2 separate regions of the Homo sapiens genome follow, and region 1 is linked to region 2. A link is an interaction called in ENCODE POLR2A ChIA-PET data of the cell type or tissue named here. Cell type or tissue: PC-9. All regions are shown on one strand.

What was found. Peaks named below come from ENCODE experiments on the same cell type or tissue, not always from the same donor. Only the 100,000 strongest peaks of a DNase experiment are listed, where the experiment ranks them.
Region 1: POLR2A ChIA-PET joins it to region 2 with 9 read pairs; 1 of 35 experiments calls an interaction of 5 or more read pairs at or near these places.

What each region holds. Positions count from the first base shown.
Region 1 is chr2:182,818,412-182,823,411 of GRCh38, reverse strand. No RefSeq gene overlaps it. Among named protein-coding and RNA genes, the nearest start is that of FRZB, 46 kb to the left of the region's middle. RefSeq lists an enhancer at 3,945-4,825. In PC-9, no CTCF peak of the experiment used is centred here; a DNase peak (open chromatin) is centred at 2,013.
Region 2 is chr2:183,011,900-183,016,899 of GRCh38, reverse strand. The region is part of intron 2 of NCKAP1 (NCK associated protein 1); the gene reads left to right. Among named protein-coding and RNA genes, the nearest start is that of NCKAP1, 24 kb to the left of the region's middle. In PC-9, no CTCF peak of the experiment used is centred here; no DNase peak of the experiment used is centred here; H3K27ac peaks cover 1,101 bases.

The DNA of each region.
Region 1 (5,000 bases), 190 kb after region 2:
CTTAGGGGAGAGCTATATGTAAACATTTGAGAGTCACCCACATGTATTTGGTAAATATAACATATTTTAAAACTATATAAAGTTCCTATTTCTGTTCCTATTACTGGTCTCTCATTCCGTAAGTTAAATGAGACAGGACAAAGCCTTTAAATTGGATTAAGTAGAAATGCTAAATTGAAAAGTTATTTTCATGTGGAACTACAGGATCTTAGTAAAAATATGTTGAAGGCTGGGTAGAAGTGTCTCCAGGGGGTTGCAATCATCATAAAAAGTTCTATTAGGAATATTTAGGAGGGCATTTAATAATATAATGGATATGGCTTTATATAGGTGTAAATATGTCAGTGTTGACCTCTGTTTGAAGTTGATATAAAAGCAAGATTATGGATTTAGCCATGATTCTGCATCACTTAATCCCGCTCCAGTGTGCAGGAATGAGTTAGGTATGTGAAATATGTATACCACCTTAATAAATCAGACTTTAACTTTGTTATCTGAGTTTGCTTACATTTCTCAGTGGCCTGGGAGAAATAATTAAATGACCGCCACTGAATCATTCTAATTGATGAATACACCAGACTTTAAAAGCATATGTGAAATATTGTGTTGCCTGTGGATTAAGACCTTGACTTTAGGAGGTTTCAGTTAGGAGATGTTTTCCCAGAGTTAAAAATATATTTTTGCAAATAAGCAAGTAAGAGAAGTCTTGGCTAATCTGGTGTTTTAATTTCTCACAAGTATACCAAATTTCCAAGTGTCAGCTATAATTAACTATGATCTGGGGATATGGGATCCTGACAAATCCATATGTGTGTACGGTGTAAGCATTAGAGACCACTTTGAAAAGCTGTGGAATAGAGATAACATCCCATAAGAAAGAAGTCATTTGTTATGCTGATATTCCAAAAAATTCTTACTTTTCCCAGGGAATATACAGATTAGTATACATAATGAGTAGATAAAAACACAGTAAAAGTTGTATTAAACAAAGTTTTCATAAGGCTTTTAGAGAATATATGGTATTTAAATAATTTGGAATTAAGAAGGAGATCATGAGGCTATAAAGCTTCTTAGGAGATGCCATCTGTCACTTTGCAACGTGAAGAAGGCCAGTCATCTCAACATTCAAGTCTATGTGAAGTTTTCCATGAGTGGATTTTGTATAAATGAGTTTCCATCTTATTTCAGAACTCATTTCTTCCAATTCTCTATTTTCTTTATGAGAGCCGCTCATCTAAAAGTTTGGGGATCTCATCTTTGTGTTGGACTTCTATCCTGTACCCCCTCATACACAAAATTCCTGAAATGTTTATTTTGAAGGCTGGTAGCATTTGACTAGAAGTCTAATCCAGAAAAAAAGAAAAAAAGGTAGGATGAGGAATTTACAGAAAATAATAAAAATATAAGCCCACAGGCAAGCCAACTTAAGAAATTTAGGGGTGAAAATAACAATTTTGGGGTTGCTTAGCACTAGAATGTTAAACCCTAAAGAAGTACAAATTAATGGTAAGATAAAAACATTTTAAAGAAAGGTTGGAAAAGGGGCAAGAATGATGATGAAACTGCCTTTGCAAAAATTATAACTGAGAAAATTATGACAGTGAAAGAGATCTGACCTAACCAGCTCCATTTTTCTTCTAACCTCCAAGCTGTCCTTGTTCATTCCAGGGCCTAGGCTGAACTAACTTTAGGAGGAATTCAGTTTATAATTTAACTTTGAAACAAAGATTATAATAGCCGTTTCCCAAAACAACCCCCCTTTCTGCCTGGGGACTAGATTGCCTTTGCAGGACTAACAAATTAGCCACAAGATTAGAAATTATGGTTTAGGAGTCATGCAGCTAGAGGCTGCAAGATTCTAAACTTCCCCAAATTGCTCCTGAGGATAATATCACTATTGTAAATATTAAAATCAGTGCTTGAGATATTTTGGAGACCCTGTACTCGATGGATCAGCTGACACCACTTAGATGGATAAACTGGCTCATCTGGTCTTATGGTCCCCACCCAGGAATTGACTCATCACAAGAGGACAGCTTCAACTCCCTATGATTTCATCTCTGACTTGACCAATCAGCACTCCTCACTTTCCATCTCCCATACAGCCAGCTCTGCATGAATTAAACTCTTTCTCTATTGCAATTCCCCTGTTTTTTTTTTGTTTTTTGATTTTGTTTGTTTGCTTTTAAGATGGAGTCTCACTCTGTCGCCAGACTGGAGTGCAGTGGCACGATTTCAGCTCACTGCAATCTCTGCCTCCCAGGTTCAAGTGATTCTCCTGCCTCAGCCTCCTGAGTAGCTGGGATTATAGGTGCCCGCCACCACACCCAGCTAATTTTTATATTTTTAGTAGAGACGGGGTTTCACCATGTTGACCAGTATGGTCTTGATCTCTTGACCTTGTGATCTGCCTGCCTCAGCCTCCCAAAGTGCTGGGATTACAGGTGTGAGTCACCGCACTTGGCTGCAATTCCCCTGTTTTAATAAATTGGCTCTGTCTAGGCAGCGGGCAAAATGGACTTGTTAGGTGGTTACAATGAAAGGATGAAAATAAAATGATTCAGGAAACCTTGCCAGTAGTGCTACAATAGAAAAATAAGGCAACTTTCCAATTCTGCTTGTTTGTAGAATTTTAGGTATGAAAATTGAATAGGTCAGGTAGATAGCCACCTCATGCTATTTCTTTGTGAGGTTACATCCTTTATCATCTCTGCCTCCAACTCAGACTTTCTGTAGCCATCAGTCAAAGATGATGTCCAAAGTCTAACCTAAGTTATTAAAAAGGAAGCATTAGGCCTGGTATGGTGGCTCATGCCTGTAATCTCAGCATTTTTGGAGGTGGAGATGGGAGGATCACTTGAGGCCAGGGGTTCAAGACCAGCCTGGGCAACATAGTGTGATCCCATTTCTACAAAAAAAACAAAACAAAACAAAACAGGCATGATGGTGCATAACTGTAGTCCCAGCTACTCAGGAGGCTGAGGTGCAAGGATGGCTTGAACCCGGGAGGTCAGGGCTACAGTGAACTACTGATTGCATCATTCCACTCCAGCCTAGGTGACAGAGACCCTGTCTCAAAAAATATATATATATTAAATGTTAGCACCTGAGAAGTCAACAGTGTTGAACAGGGAATCAGGAGTGACTTCCCTCCCCACTTCTGGCTGGGACACATAAGGGTCCGGTTGTCACGCACACTGTTGTGGCCAATCTCATGGCTGAACTCTTGGAGAACCAGCAGTCACCTCAGAGCTCTAACATGCACCCCCAGGAACCAGTGGCACGTGGCTCCAGAGCGCAGCTGCACCAGCAGAACATGGAGCACCTGCTTGAGAGCTGCCCCAGAATCACCTACAGAGCCAGATCCGACCCTAAGGAGCTTCTCCCATCTGGCCCTTGAGTCCCTTCAGCTTACCTACATGTCTCTGCACCATGCGTTGTCTCTCACCAATTACATTTGAACTACCAGGAGAGACTAAATCATTCAGTATGCTTGTGGTTCTCCAAATTATCTTTGTTGACTGCATTATCCATAAAATACCCTTATATGAGCCTTATTCTCTTTGGCTTTCTTTGGTTAAGAAATACACTTTTAGGCCGAGCGCAGTGGGTTCACACTTGTAATCCCAGCATTTTGGGAGGCCAAGGCAGGCGGATGGCTTGAGGCCAGGAGTTTGAGACCAGCCTGGCCAACATGATGAGACCCTGTCTCTACCAAAAAATACAAAAAAAAAATTAGCTGGGCCTGGTAGCACACACCTGTAGTCCCAGCTACTGGGAAGGCTGGGGTAGGAGAATTACTTGACCCGGGAGGTGGAGGTTGCAGTGAGCCGAGACTGTGCCACTGCAACCAGCCTGGGTGACAAGAGTGATACTCCATGTCAAAAAAAAAAAAAAAGTCACTTTTCACTAAAATAAAACTTCTCATGAATATGAGGTATTTATCTCATTGTTGCCAAGTGTGGCTTTTATTAAAGCTTGAAGAGTGAGAAAATGAATAGCTTTTCATCAGCCACTAATGGAACAAAAATGGCTTACATGTGTGACTTTCCACAAGATTAATTTAAATTGGGGAGAACTGGCTAGCTTTCTCCTGTCGTGCTCTTTAGTAAATGCATAAGATAAATGCAGCACAGCGAATTTTGCCCCTCTGTTAGTAAAATTAGTTTCTGTGCAGTCTGGTTGACCCTGCCTGCTACAGCGCACAGCTGCTTTGGCATGCTAATTGAATTGTCAACAATAAACACTGGGAAGGAGGCACTTGAAGCTACCATTTTGGGCCACAAAACCTCTGCTTAAAGGCTGCCTGCTGTTTCTCCCAACTATGCATGAAAAGCAATTAAGAAAAGTCTTGTATAACTGTAGTCTGCTAAATCAAGGATAAGCTGTATATTGGAACTAACAAAAGACACACAAAACGCTTGCAAATCTTCTCAGGACCAAACTGTGTGCACTTGTGCTTGTAAGAATGTGTGGCCCAATTAATGGAAAAACACTTAACTAAAAGTTAAATTGCCCTGTTACCTTTTGCCCTATTAACTGGTGTCTAGCCTTAAGCATGAGAACCCTAGCTGAATGCTTATTTTACCAAGGCAGAAACACAATGAACCAGATATGAACCAGTCTAATAACTTTACCAGTCCTGGGCCAACTATTAATGCTAAGAATTTATACTGAATGAATAGATACCTCTTTGTTATTTCTAATTGTCATGGTGAAAAGGTTACTAAATTCCCACACGTGATGGGACAAAAGACACTTTGCCTACACAACAGCTCCATTTGACACCGTGGAAGGAAAGGACTGGAAGCATTTAGGCTGAGTTAAAAAAATAAAATACAGGCTGCATTTGTTGACAATTAGATGTGCCGTGTTAACATAAACTTAAGTTACTTGCTTTTAAAATTGTGTAGAGTTATTCTCTTGTTACTAATATCTTACAATTTTGACATGTACTTTCCCCCTAAAAAAATTTATAAACTGTTCTAGGCTCCAAATGA
Region 2 (5,000 bases):
CCCTTCAGGTCTACATTTCCTGCCGGGACAAATGCCATGTTAATCCAAACATTGATTTGTATGCCATCCAATCTCTCCTACTTTCGCCCTCCCTTCCTCCCTCCCTCCAACCTCCACCAGGGGAAGCAGAACAAAACAAAAAACAATCACTTTCTCTGTGGTACCCCACATCTGCATCTTCCTGGACCACGCACTCATCTTTGAATCCCTCTTGACTGGCATGTAGTAGGCCAACAAATAAGAGTTTGGTTTAGAAGGAATCACCTTACTGTAAAATAATGTAACTGGGAGTTGTAACAGCATGCTGGGAGTTGTAACAGCATCATGAATAAATATATATGCCCTAATGGAAACTCAAAGGAATATTTGGTCCCGACCAATTAAACATTGCCAGGATTTAAGGAATTTTGATACAATGAGAATTAACTGAAATGTCAATGTTCTTTTAAAAAGATATCATCAGTATTGAGTTGTTAATGACTCTTAGACATGTAAAAGTCTTTAATTCTATCTTGAACAAACAATAAATAAAAGAACTCCTCAGGAGATGCAAGTAAGCCTTGCTTTGATATATTTGGAAAGTAATTGAAATAGGTCAAATAGTGGCAGGGAATTGCATCAGCACTGGTGACCTACCTAAAGTGATTTAAATTTTTTGTTTTTTATTTTTGCCCAAAGAACATGAATACATGATAATGAATAGTCCAGAAGAATTTAGGATGAAAAGTGAATATCTCCTAGTTTACTTTTTCCCACCCTAGTCATATTCCTCAGAGGGAACTTCTATTTTTAGAATTTCTACAGGTTACTGCTAGAACTATAACAAATATGCTTATTCCCTTATAACTTCAGTTACCAACTTTAGACAGTGTCTCTCCTATGCAACAAAAGATGAGGATTTAGCTTGCTCAATTTACTTCCCCTTACTTCCCCTCTCAAGCCTTTTTCCCAGTGTTTTTTGTTAGTATTTTTGGATCATTGATTACTTCCTTTTTTAACTTTAATATAGTTTTTTTTTTTTATATCCTCACCCTTGGTTATTTATCCATTTGTCCTTTTCTTCTCATGTTGTCAAAATTGTTAATGCTTTTTTTTTTGGTTCTGTAATTATACAGTGTTCTGATACTATATTTATTATATGTTGGTTGAAAAAAATTAAATATTAATAAAGGCCTAAGTGCTTGGTTTGGATTTCTTTATTCCATTGTCACACTTTGGGCTGTAAGATGAATAATATATTTAGCCTTAAAGAGAAAAGGAATCTCTCTTCCTAAATTCTGTCATTTACTTAAAATTATTTTACAGTTTCATAGTTATACCATGACTTTCTGAAATTATAGTTATAAGCCTTTTTACTTTCTTTAAATTTATTTGGCCTTATAATCATGTCACCTTTTTATAATTTTTTTTTTTTCCTGGAGCCTACTTTCCTCTAACCTTCTGTCTTCTAACATCAATCTAGATAATTTGTAAAAGCCTGCTGTGTAGCTTTCATTATGGGTTATAGCTTTGTCTTCAGTGTGATGATTTTACCTGCGCTTTTCCACTGAATTTTCATGAGTTTGAGAATCCCCTAAAGTTGCATATAGAATTTGTGTGTGAATGAATTATTAAGCTTTTTTTCATATTCTCAAGGGTGGTTCTTATGATCCCAAAACACATCTATTTTAAAACATCTCCTTTCTTATCCTTTTTATATAATTACCTGTGGTTTCAGAATATTATTTTGTGCATCTTATGTGCTATATATTTTTGTCATACTAAACTATATTCATAACCTCTTCAACTCAAAGAGACTTTCTGCTTTCCTGGAAATGAGGCTGCCAATGAGCATTACACTGGGGTTCCATAGCATAGCCTTCAAGTATATACATTTCTGGCATCTGTAGTCATTTTTCCATACTCTTCAAATTTCCTGAAGTTATGTCTTGCCTGTAAGTGATAGTTTTTCAGCTTTCAAACAGTTGTTGGTCCATTTGGCTGCAGTGGTGATTTTGATGCCCTTCATAGTAGCAGAGGACATTATCACTACCTAATCACCTATTGACCTTTAACTTTGGTTTCCTTGGTCATTTCTTTGGGGCCTTTAGCCACTTTTAACCTTGTACCTTTTAAGTACCTTTAGCATGTTATCTTCTCATTGTTTCTTCATGGCAGGTTCAGTACTACCTTTTGTCAGATCTAAAGTTAATTGCCAAGATTGAAAATAACACAGTAAAAGCTACAATGGAATAAATAACACATGTTGCAGAGTACTTACTTTCTTTTATTCTTCGTAGTACTCATCTTGGCCAAGAATATTTTAAATAGGTACATTAATGGTCCCTGGCCAAGAGTATGCAGGCTAGTATACTATGTTAGTTCCCATTGTCTAGTGTAGGATAGAATGTAGAACCTAAGGAAAATATATTTGCTTGCTTTATTTTTTTAAAGGAGTGTTGTATTTGGGGAAAGTATGTTTATACTTTCATTGAACAAATGGCCATGTTTCTTTTGCCTCGACTTTTTTTTACTATCTGGAATAGTCTCTCTTTCCCATGTTCTTTCACTAGGCTAGCTTGTCTTTCAGGTCTGTGCTTAAATGCCACCATTCAGAGAAGCTTTCCCTGACCTTTCCAAATTAGTTTAAGTTCTGCATATGTATGTTTCCATCACATTCTCCACTGATTATTCATTTATTTATTTAAATCCTTTATTGAGCGCCTTCTATGAGCCAAGTTCTGTTCTGGAAGAGAGGATTCCAGCAGTGAACAAACAGAAGTCTCTGTTCTTACAGAGCTTATATTATGTTGAACAGAAATAAATAATGAACAAATAAGAATATAATACCAGGTAAAGAGTTCTAGGAAGAACAAAGCAGGGTAAAAGCATAAGACTAATGCCTGGCAGATGTAATTTACTTAGGGTGACCAGGAAAGGCCTTACTGAGAAGAAAGCATTAGGGCAGAGATTTGAAGATATGAGGGAGTGAGTTTAGCTAGGGGAGGAGCATTCTGTGCTGAAGGAACCGCAGCTCCAAAGGCTCAGGTGGGTGCATGCCTGGCATGTTCAGGAACAAGGAGGGCATTATGAGCAGAGTAGATGATTGAAGGGGACGGTGGTAGGACATGAAGTGCCAGTGGTTGTAATGAATAGGCAGATCATATAGGGCTTTCTGGACCATAGTGAGGACCTTAGCTAATTACCCTGAGTGTGTTGAGATGCCATAGGAGGGGAGTAGTAGGGGAATGAAGTGATATGACTGTGATCACTATGGCTACTCGGTAGAGAATAGTCTGCAGGAGAGCAAAGGTGAAAATAGGGAGAATAGTTAGGAAATTTGCCATCATTGAGATGAGAGCTGATGGTGGCTTGGACTAGGGTGGTTGAGGTGAGAAATGTTCAGATTCTGGATATATTTTTGAAGACAGAACCTATAGTATTTGCTGATGAATTGGGTGTTGGGTGTATGGACAGTGAGAAATAAGACTTTAAGGTTTTTGGCCTGAACTCATGTCAAGATATAATGGGGTGAGAGAACAGGAGAAATAGGTTTGGGGTAGTGCAGTGGGAGTAGTACAGTGAATGCAGTGGGGGAAGTACTCAGTAGCTCAATATTAGACGTGTTAAGTTTGAGAGGCTTACTGGAAATCTGAGTGGAGATATCAAATAGCCAATTGTTTATATGAATGTAGATCTCAGGTTAGGTTTAAGCTGACTGTCAAGTTGAAGAAGATTATTGAGGGATTTGAGAGAGAGAGAAAGGAATGGAATAATCATCTAGGACAGTAGGAAAATGAATTGACAGAAAAGTTTGAGTAGTATTGCTACTCAGTTGTGGTCAATGATCATGAAATCAGGTTGAGATCAGAGTCAGCAAAGTATATGCTTTTCTGCTACTGTAGGTTTTATCAGACAGTTATGAAAGAGGGAGGGAAGGGCAAGGCAGTAATTATAATGATGGGCCATTTAAAGTTAAGATGGATAAGAAAGTAGGGGGCCTGGGCACAGTGGCTCATGCCTGTAATAGCACTTTGGGAGACTGAGGTGAGTGGATCACTTGAGGTCAGGAGTTCGAGACCAGCCTGACCAACATGGTGAAACCCTGTCTCTACTAAAGAATACAAAAAAAAAAAAAAAATAGCCAGGTGTGGTGGCGTGCGCATGTTTTCCCAGCTACTTGGGGAGGCTGAGGCACAAGAATCACTTGAACCTGGGAGGCGGAGGCTGCAGTAAGCCGAGATCATGCCACTACACTCTGGGACAGAGTGAGACTCTGTCTAAAAAAAAAAAAAAAAAGGCGTAAGGGGATGAGTGACAGTAAAAAGATGGTAGAGTGAATGGATAGGAGGTCCCTCTGTGTTGAAAGAATTTGTGGAGGCAGAGTATTACAGATTTTAAGTGGGAATTATTCTCCCAGTGATGCCACCTCACTTTGTCTCCAAATCTCCCAAGAACAACAGATGTCCAAAAAGGCCAGACAGAAGCCAGGATAATTTAAACATCAGCTTTATTCCTGTTTACAGGCTTGAGAAAACTTAACATCAGCTGTCATGCCCTCTGTCAGTATGTATTCATGTACCAAAAATCATTCATGGGTACCTACTCAGAGCAGCCTCTCCTTTGACTTCCCTGTTTTGCTCAGCATTTTCACCACTCTTAGAAGTTCTGACCTTTCTTATTGTGGTCTTTATCACACTAATGTGTAGATTTTGTTTTTATTGTTACCCTTTTCATGTTATTGCCAGTTGGTGAAAACCTTTGTCTTGAAGGGAATATGGGAATTGATCATAGTAGTTTTTCACCATCTTTAAACCTTGCACCTAGAAGTTAATCAGCTTCAAAAACTGGATATTTACCTTAAAAAGAACAAAAAAGCCAACCAAACCAAAAAGAAAAAACAATTGGGAGTTCCCTGTACACGTATATACACATCCCTCACTAGACAATGAGCTTGTTTAGGGCAGGGTCAGTACATTATTCATAGTTTTTCTCAGCTTCTCCCACAATGCCTGGTAATA